Linked DNA regions of Homo sapiens: region 1 is linked to region 2. Evidence: read pairs that join two places in POLR2A ChIA-PET (ENCODE). Cell type or tissue: Panc1. All regions are shown on one strand. Links, peaks and the distances in the headings refer to the core of each region. The heading gives the core; the rest is flanking DNA.

The links. ChIA-PET counts read pairs that join two places held together with the same protein. Peaks named below come from ENCODE experiments on the same cell type or tissue, not always from the same donor. Only the 100,000 strongest peaks of a DNase experiment are listed, where the experiment ranks them.
Region 1: POLR2A ChIA-PET joins it to region 2 with 6 read pairs; 3 of 35 experiments call an interaction of 5 or more read pairs at or near these places.

Annotation. Positions count from the first base shown.
Region 1 is chr12:116,176,979-116,185,012 of GRCh38, forward strand. All of the region lies in intron 2 of MED13L (mediator complex subunit 13L), which reads right to left. Among named protein-coding and RNA genes, the nearest start is that of MIR620, 32 kb to the left of the region's middle. In Panc1, for the core only: no CTCF peak of the experiment used is centred there; no DNase peak of the experiment used is centred there.
Region 2 is chr12:116,035,231-116,043,264 of GRCh38, forward strand. The region is part of intron 4 of MED13L (mediator complex subunit 13L); the gene reads right to left. Among named protein-coding and RNA genes, the nearest start is that of MIR620, 110 kb to the right of the region's middle. In Panc1, for the core only: no CTCF peak of the experiment used is centred there; no DNase peak of the experiment used is centred there; H3K27ac peaks cover 4,000 bases.

The DNA.
Region 1 (8,034 bases), core at 2,238-6,237, 140 kb after region 2:
ATACTGCAATAACTTGGTTAAATTAGCTTCTATTGCATTTTTGTTAATTGGGTAAATTTTTATCTAAGTATCCAAAAACACACATACAAAAAAGTACAGGTATGTTAAGGGTACAGTTCAATTAATTTTCACAAAGTGAACACACCTGTGTAATGAGTACCCCCCTCCCCCACTCACCAACACCGAAATCTTGAAACAAAATCAACTTCCTAGAACGCTAAGTCACCTCCCTCATGACCCCTCCCCAGGCACTACTCCACAGTAAGCGTATACATGATCCTGACTTCTATTATCGTAAGTTAGTTTTGTCTGTGTCTAAACTTTATACAAAAGAAATCAGAATACCACTTGTAAAGAAGCAATCCTCAAGACCATCACAGCAATTCAAAATCTTTCCAAAGCTAGGCATTGAGTCTCTGTCTCAGAAATATTCTTAGGTAAAAACAAATTTCACATAATTTATGTCCATCTTGACCATTACTCATCTGTGTCTCCCCAATGAAATACTTTTCTCTGTCCCTAAGTAAACCAAGAAACATCACTTTGCCTTAAATCTCAGTCATTTCACATGAAAGTTTCTCAAATAATAATGCTATTTATATAACTTTAAAATTACACTTTACATTGATATTATTTACTTGGTACCTAATCATACTATTCTTAACTGTTTTTAAGATAGGCCTCTTTCATTAATGATTATCTACCTGAATAGCTGTTATTAAAAACATACAAAAAGGTAAATCTGACCTATGAGGAAAAAGGTAACACATTAAAAGAGTTCACTGTCATACTCAGAAAAAAGTCAGTGTAAGGAAAAGTATTTAGTAACAACAATCTTAAATCTGTAATATCAATTCCTTCTTTGGAATTCCCAAGAAACAATTTTTTTTTAAAAGACAGAATCTCACTCTGTTGCCCAGGTTGGAGTGTACAGTGGCACAATCACGGCTCACTGCAGCCTCAATCTCCCGGGCTCAGGTGATGCTCCCCTGTCAGCCTCTCAGGTAGCTGGGACTATAGGTGCACATCCCAATACCCCGCTTTTTTGTTTGCTTGTTTGTTTGTTTGTTTGTTTGTTTTGGTAGAGACTGGGTTTCACCATGTTGCCCAGGCTGCTCTCGAACCCATGGGCTCAATTTGACTGTCTCAGCCTCCCAAAGAGTGCTGAGATTACACCACGCCTAGCCTCCCAGATACAATTGTTAATAGAAGTCACAGAATTTTCAGCATCAGTTCCATAGATATGTATTATGTATATGATGGTTAGCTATGAGAGTACTCTCTGATACTCAACCAAAGACTGGTAAAAGTATTTTTTATATTGAAAATTTGCAGAAATCTGTTTGTACTCTTTGGCAAATAATTCCAATTTTTTCATAATTTGGAGGAGCCAGAGTCCTAAGGACTTGCGGAGCAAACTCTTCTTTGAATTGAACTGCAAAGCTATGTACCAGACAATTCTGAAAATTAAAGTCAATTTTGGAGCTTAGTTCAACTGCATAACTATGAAAAGCTATGCATAATCATTTAAAATGAAAAACAGCAATTTCCCTATTCATGTTAAAAGTATCCAACATACAAACAGAAGAACATGAATATATCTTTGTTAGTAGCAAAATGAACACTCTAATCCTGTGATACTTCTGCACTGTTCTTACAACCCACTTGCCTTGTCTTCACCTCACAGTAAAGAATTAGGTCTGTCTTTATTTTCCTCCCACTAGCCTCTTGACAAAGGACAGTGTCTTAATCAACTTAAGCAGTATCCAGCAAATATTGGGAATTACAAAATATTTTTGCTGAATTGAACTGAATATTCATTCGCTTCTAAAATATTGTGACTGCTTAGAGTCTGCAAGACAGTTTGACATGAGAAATTAATCTAACATCTTTTTAAGCACACTCTGAATATAAAGAATGTATTAGAGATTATATAGTTACACCGTTAGCAAATCAAAGTGTATTAGAATGAATTTGTGCCATGAATTCATGTTTCCCCTACCCATTTTGAATAGTGTATTCTAATTTTCTCCACTGAAGCTGCATTTTGAAAATATATTCACAAATATAACTTCTGTATAAAACAAAAGTAAATAGGAAACAGTGAAAGCAGCATAGTTATTCAAACTGGAAAGGTACTGAATAACTCTGGTTATACTTTTTAATGAATTAAATCCAAAGTTAAGAACTTCTTACCACAAAATAATTTAAAATTTGACGATTTACGTGTGTGTGTGTGTGTGTGTGTGTGTGTGTGTACACAATTTTTTTAAAGGGGAATATTTTGGTGTCAATAAATACAAGAGATTATCTTTTTCTTCCTTAATTTATGTTACAATATAAAATCTGGGCCAGGCACGGTGGCTCACGTCTATAACCCCAGAACTTTTGGAGGCCAGGGCAGGAGGATCACTTAAGCTCAATAGTTTGAGACCAGCCTGGGCAACATAGTGACACCTCATCTCTACTAAAAATCAAAAAAATTATCAGGCATGGTGGTGCACACTTGTAGTCTGTAGTCCCAGCTACTTGGGAGGCTGAGGCCGGAGAAGCACGTGAACCGAGAAAATAGGGACTGCGAGCTATGATCATGCCACTGCACTCCAGCCTGGGCGACATTCAAGACTGTCTCCAAAAATAAACACTCTATGAAGGTATTTCAAAGTGGTGTCAGATAATGGGGACATTCAGATACCTGAGCAGTGAATAACCTTTTTTTTTTTAAAGGTTACAAGAGAAAAGAATAGAAGAAAGAAAAAAAGAGAAGGGAGGAGAACTAAAGAGATGAGGGCAAAGTCTTACATACAACCCTACATGGATGGATATGGCCATTCTCCATGGGACAGTGCCTCATTAGATAATTAGTAGTTGTTTGCCCAAATACAATCAGCTATATTCTGAGTCTGTGACCATGTCTATTAAAAGGAGTGTAAGTAACTACCTGAAAGAACTGTAAAAGATTCCAGTGACATACAAATAACACCAGTAAGATGCTGGTCACGTCTCATAAATGTGAATTTCCTTTATTTGAGTATCTATACAATCCAAGTGACTTACTTTGTGGTGTTTCGCATTTCAAAATTGTTGCAATTAATTAAGCTACAAGGAAAAGGTGAAAAGATTTCACCTTTATCACTGTGGCTCGACGACACTGTCTTGGTACTGCTGGCATCCAATGGCAGGGGCCAGAGATGACGCTGAACACCCTACAATACACAGGACAGACAGCTCCACAAACAACATCCAGCCCAAATGTCAATACAGGTTGAGCATTCCAAATACAAAAATCTGAAATCCAAAGTGCTCCAAAACCCAAAACTTTTTGAGTGCCAACATGATACCACAAGCGAAAAATTCCACATTTGACCTCCTATGACAGGCTGCAGTAGTCAAAACTGTTTCATGCATACAATTATTTAAGATGTTGCATAAAATTAACTTCAGGTTGTATGTATAAGGTGTATATGAAACATAAATAAATTTCATGTTTTGACTTGAGTTCCATCCCCAAGACACATCATTATGTATATGCAAATATTCCAAAATCTGAAAAAATCCAAAGTCCCAAACACTTCTGGTCCCAAGCGTTTCAAATAGGGGACACTTAACTTGTAGTGCCACAATTAAGAAACTCTGGCAGAGATGAAGTATCCATGCTCTTAAGTCCCTCCAGATCTACACGAGATCCCGCCCTCCTCAACTACTAAAAGACACAGTGCCTGCAATTCTAACTGCTCACTACTGCATCTACTTGTCTACAAAAAAGGTAGAATCTTGATTAAGTGGTTTCAGTAGATTTTTATTTAAAGTGATACACAGTAAGATATCTAAAGTATCAATTAAATCTAAATGGCTAGTCAAAGTTGTAACAGTTCTTCCTTACTATATAATTACATTGTTTATATGTGATAGAAATTTCTGAGGAACTTGAAAATGAGTTATTTCTCTCTCTCTTTTTTTTTTTTTTTTTGAAATGCAGTCTTGCTCTGTCACCCAGGCTGGAGTGCGGTGGCATGATCTCAGCTCACTGCAACCTCTGCCTCCCAGGTTTAAGCAATTCTCCTGCCTCAGCCTCCTGAGTAGCTGGGATTATAGGTACACGCCACCATGCTAGGCTAATTTTTGTATTTTCAGTAGAGACAGGGTTTCACCATGTTGGTCAGGCTGGTCTCAAACTCCTGACCTGGTGATCCGCCCACCTCAGCCTCCCAAAGTACAGGCATGAGCCACCGCACCCGGCAAAATGAGTTACTTCTTAAACAGAAAACAGTCCCCTCGAAATCTAACCTGTACACATCCTTTATAAATCATCTTTAAAAAAAAAAAAGTCGGCAATCCAAGTTTTACAAAAGAAACAATTATCATTCAAGTATTTAATCTTCTGTTCAAGAACACACAGGACATCGCCAAACCTAAATTTCCTTTGCATGCCAGCCAACTGGAATCTGGTACTGGCAAGTTACATAACAGGAATACATAACACTCTTTACTATCATCTCAATTATTTCTTTAAGGTGAATCAAAGTTTGTTTTTTTGTTTTGTTTTGAGACGGCATTTCACTCTTGTTGCCCAGGATGGAGTGCAATGGCGTGATCTCGGCTCACCGCAACCTCCACCTCCCGGGTTTAAGCAGTTCTCCTGTCTCAGCCTCCGGAGCAGCTGGGGTTACATGCCACCATGCCCGGCTAATTTTTTCTGTAGTTTTAGTAGAGACGGGGTTTCATCATATTGGTCAGGCTGGTTTCGAACTCCTGACCTTAGGTGATCTGCCCACCTCAGCCTCCCAAAGTCCTGGGATTACAGGCGTGAGCCACCACGCCCTGTCATGAATCAAAGTTTTAACTAATGATTGTGAGCTGCAACAAAATGGGAGAAACCTTAAGATTACATTTCTTCAAACTATGATTTTGTTTAAAATTGGAGCACTACAAGAATCTCACAACAAAATTTTCTTTTGATTGCTTGCTTAAACATACTCCAACTTCCAATGCTGAGACCTAAAACCATATTGCAAACTGCTGTTTCCATAGTGAAGTCTGTGGAACTGGAAAACTCCACAGGTCCAACCACCTTTCACTATTCTCCACTTGCCTCATGCCTTCTCCCTTTCAATTCTATTGCCAGTCATTGTAATCACTCCTGTGCACATGCCCCCACCTTCCTTGACCCTCTCTCATCTAAATCCAACTCACAACCTAATCTATGCCTGAACCTGTGCTGTTGAATATGGTTAGAAAAAAACCCAAACCCATTCAAACTGGTCTTACTTTAATAACCAAAACTCAAGTGGGCTCTTGACATCGTGCAGAAATCAAATCACACTTCCCTAAGCCCTTCCCTTAGCCACTCTCCTCCAAAACTAACCATTTTCTTAGGCATTCCCCACAAATCTCTGACACTTCTCCTATCTTTGGTCTCAACTGATGACCTTCCTTCCTTTTTCAATGACAGAAACCACTGAAAGAGAAATGCCACATTCCACATCTAACACCTATCAGCCTCTGTACTCCATACTCTCTCTTTTCTCTTACACTAGAGAAGATATATCCTTGCTGTTACCTGTTGCCAGTGCCCTACACTTCTGTACTGTTTCCCATTTGCTACAGCTTACTGAAGAACACTGCTCCAGCAATTCTACTCTCTCACTCTCTCTTTCTCTCTGACATGTCAATTTCTCACTCTCCACTGTATCAATACCAACACAAAACAAGTGAAAAAGTAGAAGGGTGATAAACTTGGAGACCCAAAGAACACAATTTGGAAACTAATGGACTCTAACATATATTACATGTTTACTCTCCCCACCCCAAAATCCTAGCCACAATTCAAGGACGCCCTCCCACCTCCCACCTGAAGTTCCTGCAGGACACTTCCAGAGCACTTTGATCACCCTGCTAACACACTGCTCTTCATGTGCTACACAAAGGTATGCAGCTTATCTCCCCTCTTGAGATTTTAAGCTACTTGAGGTGAAAGACTGTTTTAGTAACCACACAGCAGACAGGCAGTGAATGTTAATCAAAAGAAAGAATGAATGTATTTTTGCATGTATTTCTTAAGAGTTTACAAATTTGAAAAAAAAATGACCAAAAATTGCTTCGAGAAAAGCTGATTTAAATGTACCAAAGCCACATTTTAAAAGGATCAGAGAGAAATTTGAAAACAACGGGAGTCCAGAACTGACAGCAGTTTATAACAACTCCTTACCTGAGTCTAAAATACTGGGAAATAAATTCACAGTGGTTAAAGCTACTCTGCAGATTGTATGTGTGCCAAAACTTGAGTTTTACACAAACCATGCTGTGGCCAAATAAACAGTACAGTTTTCAATTCGAACATCACCTATGAGCAACTTCTTCAGTTCAGTGATGCTCAAATATCAGACTCATCAGCTACACTTGAAAAGGCAAATTTATAACGTCAATCTGTAAAACTGAGTTAAGGTATGAAAGAGTATTATAAAACATATCAAAGTAAAATGACTAGTATTACCAAGAATGACATCTGGTTTTAAAATATCAAATATCAAATTTCTGAATATCTCCTTATAAAATCCTAAACTGACAATTCTTAGCATCTATAAACAAACATGTATTTTGATACTAAGACCATTAAATCAACTTTGTATCACAAGCAAAACCCCCTTTAAGGTGAAATGTCATTTTTCAAAGACAAATATTTCAACATGCTCACAATATCTGTTTATTTTTAAAATTTCATAGAATTCAATGAAATTAGGTAGCACTGCATTTTTAGAGGCAAGCAGGGAAAAAATCAACATCAGATTATTTCCCTGAGTCATAAATTCTTGTGTAGAAAAAATGGTGTGTGTGTGTGTGTATGTGTGTGTGTGTGTGTGTGTGTAAAATGAGATTTTAAAAAAATGTGTGTATATATAGATAGTGGCTTCCCTGACAAATAGATGACTGTCTTTGAGATAATCAGGTTACAATGAAATTCTGAGGTTTGTACATTACACTTAGTGGAAGCCAGCAAAGCTCCAAATACAGTTTACAAACCACCATGCCAACCTCCCTTAAGCCTCATTTAAGAAGGATTACCACCTACAATCTATCCTCACTGTGCCACTGTTTCAGTGGTGAATCCAATGAACTGATTTTAAACAAACATGAGGTTTCAACAAATGTACTATTCATTAGCTACAGAGAACACAATGAAGAAGGCTACTTCAGAAAGGCAGAAACCCTCTGGTAAATTTGCCACAATCTTTAGTTAAACCTTAAACTTTAGGATAGTTACAATCAATCTACAGTAAATTCAGTGGATGATATTCTATTACAATATTAAATGAAAGCAGAAGTAAACTAGCAGTTACACAACATATATAGTATCCAAAATAAAGTTTTTTTAAGTGCATAAATGGAGACTATACTTTCAAGAAATGTGGAGTTTGTACAACAATGAAGAGAGGGATGTGTTTAGCTAAGTGGCAACTAGACAATGTCTCACTTTGAATCAAATCTGTCACTGAAATGAAGTTTTCCAGGAAACAATAAGAATAAAAAAACTTTAGGCTTGTTCAAAGAAACATAGCTTAAGAAAAAATTTTGTGGCAAATCCTCAAAATGCCAGTAAGGTAACAATAAATCATTTATCCAACCTAGAATGTGAACAGTCTACGGAGATGTCAATTATACCAGATCTCTAAGTTGCAGGTTTGAACTACTTTTCTGATGTCAAATATTCACCCCACTAAAATAAATTTTAAAAAATCAATAAAAGCCATTATTTTGATTTAAATCACATATCTAAAAACCATTAACTATTTATCACTTGAATTGGCATTCTCAGTTTTACAAGAGAACCAAAAGTCATTTCTATTAAAGTTTCAATATAGGTTATGGCTTATTTGACAATCACTACCAAATATTTATGACCTATGCCTGTTGGAAATAGTATTGTGCATGGTGGTGGAATTTTTCACAAGGATCCAGTGTTTGGGTTTCAAAAGAATACATTTAGAAATATATTCACAGGAAGTGTCTGTGTTAATGAATCATAGACATTCTAAG
Region 2 (8,034 bases), core at 2,045-6,044:
ACAGCAAGAGCCCAAAGACTTTAAAAGAGGCAGAAATATAAAGGGGGAAAAATTCTGGTAGGACACGTCAGCCAAAATTTTGTGCTTTAATACCAAATCACTAAAAACAACAATAATAAATCCCTCAATATATAATTATAATGCTGTATCTTATACTGTTTGTAAACTATGCAATCTTTACAATTTCTATAAAGAATGGTTGCAACTCATGGAGCAAGGCAAGAGGTAGCAGGATACATTTTCCTATCATTTATAAGGTATCATATAACTCACTTAAGCTATATAATATATTTTGTAATGGCTAAAATTCTATATTCTCAAGGTCCAGTAAGTAACACTAAAACTATATTCTTATTAATTAATTAATTAATTTATTTAGAGACAGGGTCTCGTTCTGTCACTCAGGCTGGAATGCAGTGGCGCGATCATGACTCACTGCAGCCTCGACCTCCCAAGATCCAGCGATTCTCCCACCTACGCCTCCCGAGTAGCTGGGACCCCAAGCACACGCCACCACACCCAGCTAATTTTTACATTTTTGGTAGAGACGGGGTTTTGCTACGTTGCCCAGGATCGTCTCGAAGGACCCACCCACCTCAGCCTCCCAAAGTGCTGGGATTACAGACCTGAGCCACCATACCCAGCCAAAAACTATGTTCTAATAGGGAAAGAAATTTGTTTTCACTCTATCCTTCCAACTTCATCTCTCACTATTTTAATTTATATGTCCAATGCCTCCATTGCCCAATTTGCTTCCTTCACAGGGCTTGTCATAATTTACAACTATTAATATTTCATTTATTTTGATGGTCTCCCTCACCATAATGTGAGCTCCATGAGGGTAGAAACCATGTCTGTCCCCTGCCTTCTGTAACCCCAGCAACTAGCATACTGCATGGCACACAAAACCTAATATTCACCAGATAGATGAATGCAGTTTCAGTCATAACCAAAGATTAAATTACTTTTCTTTAGAAAGTTTCATCATGAGAAGAACAAGAACAACTGATATACACAGTGAAGATTTTTAAAGCTGAAAGAAGTTTAATCATCAATAGGAGAAAATAATATGTGTCTAGCTATTTAAAAAATATCTTTTAAGACTTTTTACTTAAGAAACACAAGGGGTTGGTGTGGGTTACAACTGGGGTAGTTGGGAAAGGACTTGTATAAATGCAAAAGAAGAAACTAGTGCTCCAGATCATTTTATTCTCTTACAATATTCTAAATCCTCTAAAAAGATATTTTTACTTCTCACGTTGAGTTTTAGAATGCAACTATTACATGTGCTTTCAAAACGTATTATGAATATTAATACACTCCTTTTCATGGTGTAAAAGTGTTTTGATAACAGATTCTCAATGCAAAATGCATTCGGATAATTGTATCTAAATGCTTTCTGTGGTATGAACTTATCTATTAAAATTTTCAAAGTTGCCATTAATCAAGCCTCTTGCCAGAAGCAATTTGCCTCAATATATAGATCCTTATTTGGGAATATTTTGCTAATATTACTTTACCACTTACTCTCCTTAAAAATGTAGTTTACTTTGGCACCACTCACAAAGACTATGTTGAGGTCCTTTGCTTGCAGGTATACTGAGTTTTCTTTTATCGGACAGGCCTTAACTTTTACCTCCTTTTCAAAAGACAGTGGCATTATAGTATCCACATAATGAGACTTGATTAAATTATTTTGTGAGGCTCTGAGGTACTCTTACTATTTCATATATCTTCTCTTTCAACTATAAGTTAAACCTGATTACAAGGCAATGAAAACGTCCAGGAAAGTTAATTGCACATAATTTTCTAAAATGAGGCATAGTACTTGTATATTACTACTAAATCACCATTACAGTTCTATGAATAATCACCCTCCTGAGAAAAAGTTACCAAGTACATTATTACAATACAAAAGCGCCTCATGGAACATTTTACCTACACCTATACCTACATAAACACATATTGAGCATCCCTAATCCAAAAATCAGAAATGTTCCAAAATCCAAAATTTTTGAGTGCCTACATGACACCACAAGGAGAAAACTCCACACATGACCTCATGTGACAGGTTACAGTCAAAATGCAGTCAAAACTTTGTTTTATGCACAAAAATATTTTTAAAATATTGTATAAAATAACCTTCAGGCTGTATGTACAAGGTATATATGAAACAAATGAATTGCACATTTAGACTTGGGTTCCATCCCCAAGATAACTCATTTTGTATATTCAGATATTCTGAAATCCGATGAAATCTGAAATCCAAAACGTTCTGATCCCAAGCATTTCAGATATGGGATACTCAATCTGTATAAGAGCAAAGTTAGCAAGCCCCATGGTCGCTGTTTTCTACCCTTCTATCCTCAATTCTAAGTTGTTCTCTGGCAGTAAGTTTGACACTTGGGTAGTGCGTTATAAATTCTTCCAGACTGTAGGATACCATTCCCAGCACCGTAGTGGTATCAGAGAAGCAGCACACTTTGTGTTAATGAAAAAATGGTGTTCTACTGGCCTACGGGACTTAATTCTCCCTGGGTACATCACTTATTAAGAGCAAGTGATAGTGAAGAGGCCGTGACTCAGTATGTCCTTAATTCAAAGAGTCGAAGAGGCTGAGGGGTCCCACTCCGGTAGTAAAAACTAATATAATTTTCAAGATGCCAAAATAGATATAAGAGCTGCTCTAGTCAGTGATGCGTGCTTGAAAAACCAGAAGCCAACATACGTAAGATTTGAGGATTATGAAAGTCATCTTACTAAAATCTCTCCTGAGGTTACTAAACTAGCCAGATTATCTAGTCACAGTCTCTGGACAGCACTTTGAGAATTCAATGGGGAGTGTGTCTGACAGAACACACAGATTAAAGTGGAATTTATATTAGGTAAACTGTAACCACCAAAGTATTTTTATTGCTTACTTTAAGACATGCTTGGAATTCTTTTTTTTTTTTTTAAATATAAAACCTTTCATCCGTTTTGGAGGTTACTTTAAAGATAGGGACAAGCAAGGTATAAGACATGGGGGATGATGAGGAACCACATAAATTTTTCTACTGTTTTTCTCATTAAATACTAAGGCATTATATATCACTGTGAACAATCAAGGATCAACTGACACTGAAATACTGCCAAGACTGCACATATTCTATTGACTCCCTGCCTAACTCCATAGCTCCCTATTGCTAAACTGAAATGGTGTACCTTCCCAAATTACAAAATGTGTCTCATTGTACACCTTAAAATCAGGAATGTTTATGTTTTACAAAAACATCCAACCATTATGACAGATTCTGACACCCATGGGGGAGCAAGTGGCAGTCATGGTGGAATTCTTGCCAGCTTGAAAGAAACATAGGGACAGACCTCTGACATCTGCCTAGATTCTCAAGCCTGGCTCACAGTGGGAGAAATGACCCGCCAAAAGAGTGTAAAACAGATGGAAGTTCCAACATGCTGCCCTTCATCAGGTCAACAGCAGCAAGCAGGACTTTACCTATGCGGTCAAAAGGCCAAAAAAAAAAAAAAAAAAAAAAAAAAAGGAGAACCTGCTAACGAGTACTGGTGCTAGCTAGGTATGCAGCCTTTCTTATAGAACGTTATTTCCCCATAATCTACTATTGCATTTTCCATCCATCCTTATTTTTTCCTCTATCCGTATTTCCTCATCTATTTTTTTTTCCCGCCTCGTTAAATTTACTATATGAAAGCTACCTTAAATACTTCTCTAATGAGATGAGGCAGGAAAAAGAGAAGGGAAGGACCCATGTTCGTATTCTTCCCCCCACACTCCAATTCTATCTAAAAAACTGATAAAGCTATAATATTTATTTAAAGGAAGCTAGTATACAACTACTGTATAACATAAAATTATTTTCTGTGTCTATTCACCGTAATGATTCTAGTTATATTTTTAAAGGCACTGCTTAGCACAAATATAGCACAAAAGAAATCTACCTTTTCACATCACTATTTCAGAGCTAGCAGCTGGCACTCACTGTGGCTTGGCATCTTCTTTAAAGGCCTTCCAACATTTGGCATTAGCCTTTCAGAGACCAGGGCCTTTCATACTCAGCACTGTTGCAAAATGTCTTACTCACTAGTACTCAAAGAAGGCCCCAGTTTCCCAGCAAAAGAGAAATAAAATTGGAGCTAACGCTTATTTGGTAGAATGCTATTATCAGCAAATACTTGTCTTCCATACTCTTCCCATGCCATAGAGCTACACCAGAGGCAGGTTTTCTTTTTCTTTCATCAAAACACAGTATGGCCTTCAACCATCTGCATTGCTCATGATCCCAACTCCTCTATCCCTAACATAAATCTCATAATTCTAAATACACTGATAAGCCCCTAGAGGATTTAAGGCAAGGAAATTACCATGGTCTCATTTATATTTTGAGATCACTTTAGGTGCAATTCATTATGAAGGAGTTAAAAGGAGAGGCAGAGATGACAGCTAGAAGGCTATGATGGCAGCCCAAGTGAGAGAAAAGCTTGGTTTATATGAGGGGGTAGCAGTGGAGATGAAAAAAGCATGAGTTCAAGATGTATTTTAGAAACAGGGCTGACATGACACTCAAGCAGAGACACCATGAAGGCGGTAAGACACATTAGTTAGTATGGAACTGAGGAAAGAGGTCGGGGCGAGATACCACCATTTTGGAGATATCCCTTACAGATGGTATTTAAAGGCAGTAGGGTGAGTGAGAGCACCTAGGTGTGAGTGTGAGAGACTGCAGACGCACAGAAAGCGACATGGCTCAACCAGTGCCCTACTGCCGTCAGCTTCTTTTAAGGGGGATGGGAGAAAACAAATGCCACAACGTTTTCTGTAAGCTAGTACACGATGCATAGCTCTCAGTGATATGTCTCCCAACAATAGGTAAAGAGAAAAAAGAAAATTGTGGTGTTTTTTTCCTTAATTTTTGTTCATTTTAGTAACAGAAGCTTTCCGTTCAACCTCATGCATAAACACACTTCCAACGGCAGTTTAATGAATTTATTAGCTGAATCAAACTAATCCATTCATATTTTCTCCTTTTAAAAAGTTAGAATTCACTTAGTAAGAAAATTCACTGAAAACAAATAATGAAGTTATAAGATACTATTTGAATCAAATTATCATTTGAATACAGGATTTCCTAATTAGTAATCACAACTACAAAATCTGATTAATATCACAACCTGAATAGTAACTAACAATAAATGAAATAATCACACAATCTATTTTACATGAAATTCAGAGATTTCCACTTTAAGGTTCTCCTTTCATAATGCTAATGAAAGTGGAATTCAGTAGTCATTGCCTTTCTTTGGATCAGCCAGGTCATTTACTCAAAAAATAAAAGATTCCATCAGATCTACCACTTTCCCACTGAATGACTCAGACGGACTTATTTCCTGATTTTTAAACTCGTATCAGAACTGGAAACTACTCAAACTCCCATCAATCCATTCTACAATGGATAAATAAATTAGGATATAGTCACACAGTGGAATAGTATACAGCATATAGAGTTGGCTTAAAATTCCACTATAGCTTGTATATGTTTAGGAGTCCTCAAAAAAAAAAAAAAAATGAAAGGGGATTTTAACTGATAACAGGAGGCAACTACATGTGATTGGCAAATCAAGCAAAAGTACTTGTATGATGCATCAATTGACCTAGATGTAGACAATCTACAGAATTAGTACGGGAGGGATAGTAATGAGAACCCCATGGGAAAGTGCTTCTCAAGCCCATTTCCCCTAAAAACTATAGGTGTAGGGAGCCAGTGTTACTAATGAACACGTGCTCCATACATCAGACAGGCTGGGGCAGAAAATGCTAAAATCAGTAATTAAAAACAAGGGAACAGGTATGGTTTAGCTCTGTGTCCCCACCCAAATCTCATCTCGAATTGTAATCCTCATGTGTTGAGGGAGGGGCCAGGTAGAAGGTGACTGGACCTTGGGGATGGACATACCTCTTGCTGTTCTCATGACAGAGTTACTTCTCAGGAGATCTGGCTGTTTGATGAGTATGTGTGTGTCTCTCCCCTGCTTTGCAGTGGAAAGATGTGCCTTGCTTCCCCTTTGCCTTCTACCACGATTGTAAGTCTCCTGAGGACTCCTCTGTCATGCTGAACCATGAGTCAATTAAACCTATTTTCTTTATAAATTACCAAGTCTCAGGTAGTTCTTTATAGCAGTGCGAAAATGGACTAATACAGGCCCGAAGAGATCTGTTCTACTACAGCTCTGTGCTAACTGGACCATGCCTGGAATGTTCTGTTTAATTCTGAATACCATAGTTGAAAAGAATTTTGTATAAAGTAAAACATATGCAAGGCTGGGCGCGGTGGCTCATGCCTGCAATCCCAGCACTTTGGGAGGCCAAGGCGGGTGGATCATAAGGTCAGGAGATCAAGACCATCCTGGCTAACACGGTGAAACCCCGTCTCTACCAAAAATTAGCTGGGTGTGGTGGCAAGAACCTGTAGTCCCAGCTACTCAGGAGCCTGAGGCAGGAGAATCGCCTGAACCCGAGAGCCGGAGATTGCAGTGAGCCAAGATCGTGCCACTGCACTCCGACCTGGGCGACAGAGCGAGACTCTGTCTCAAAACAGACAGACAAACAAACAAACAAACAAACCATATTCAAAGGAGAGTGACCAAAAGAACTTAAAGCCACCCAACATGACAAATGAAAGAAATGGAGAAATTTAGCCAAGAGGAGACAACTCAGGAGAGAGATAAAAACAATTTTTCAGTGCACAGGTTATACTCAAGTACACCATGCCATGAAACCTATTTTACTCAGCACTGTATTTTAAAACTATTGTTAGAATAGTAATTGCCCTCCTCCAATAGTGGTAAATATAAATTTTAAAAATTGATCAAAATGTGGCAACAGACTGGTCAATACTTCATAGTATACCAGAGGGCTCAGGCACACCAGCCAAGTACCACTGATGAAGACACTGCAGAAAATAGACTTCAACTCAATATAAAGACTAGCTTTCTAACTGGGTTATTTAAAGAATAAACAGGCTTACAAGAAAGGTACCATCTTGGCTATCCCTGAAAGTGTAATGAAGGAAACTTGAGTGTTGGAAGGGATGAGGGGCAGGATGCCTTTAATGGCACCTTCAGTCCTATGATTCTGATGATTCTGTATCTTGATTCTCAGATAAGCTGTGCCTGTTTTAAAATATCCCATACAGGCTGATTACTCAGAAGCAGATAGAATAATGGAAGGCAAGGCACATCAAATTATAAGGGAAAGATGAGATGTGGTGAGACAAGGTAGAGAGAAATATCTTGAAGATACCATTCTAAAACTTGAAATTTATATTACTAGTAAAGCCACATATACATGAATTCTTAAATCAGCCCCCTGAATCAAACTTTTCTGCTTTTTTATTACCAGGAGTACTATTTGAAAGCAGAACTTACATGATTTACATTTTGTTTATAAAAGCAGCAATATAACAGAGGTGAATAAACACACATTTCTTCTCCCTGGAAAGGACAGATGAGGCTGATAGCGTAAAAAAAAACCCAGCATCCTGTCTGACTGAAGTATTAGCCTATGAGGTGGAATGAGAAAAATCAGTATTGTTTGAATAGAAATAATTATAAAAAGAAGGAAATTTTATCTGGGTATGGTGCCATTACACTGTTTACCCTCAAGAGCTGAAGTCTCAGTTCAATTCTTTCAAGGATAAAGGGCTATATTTACCCACTGTTAGCCGATGTTCATGTTAAACAAAGCCCTCACAGAACGTAAACTTTTAATTTTTTTATTCAGTAACATTTAACTTCTTTCTGTGCCTGGGGTCATCACTGGTAAGAATTCCAAGAAATATTCATTCTGTGGAGATACATTCAGCTATCCTGGAAGAAGAACTGTACCACCTTAAACCTCAGGAATGGTTCTATCCCCCTCTCCCATTTAATCATGATACTCTGAATCCCTTCTGCATCAATTATGCATACAATAGAGTACAGTACATAAAACCACAATAAGCAATACAGAAAAAAAAGGAT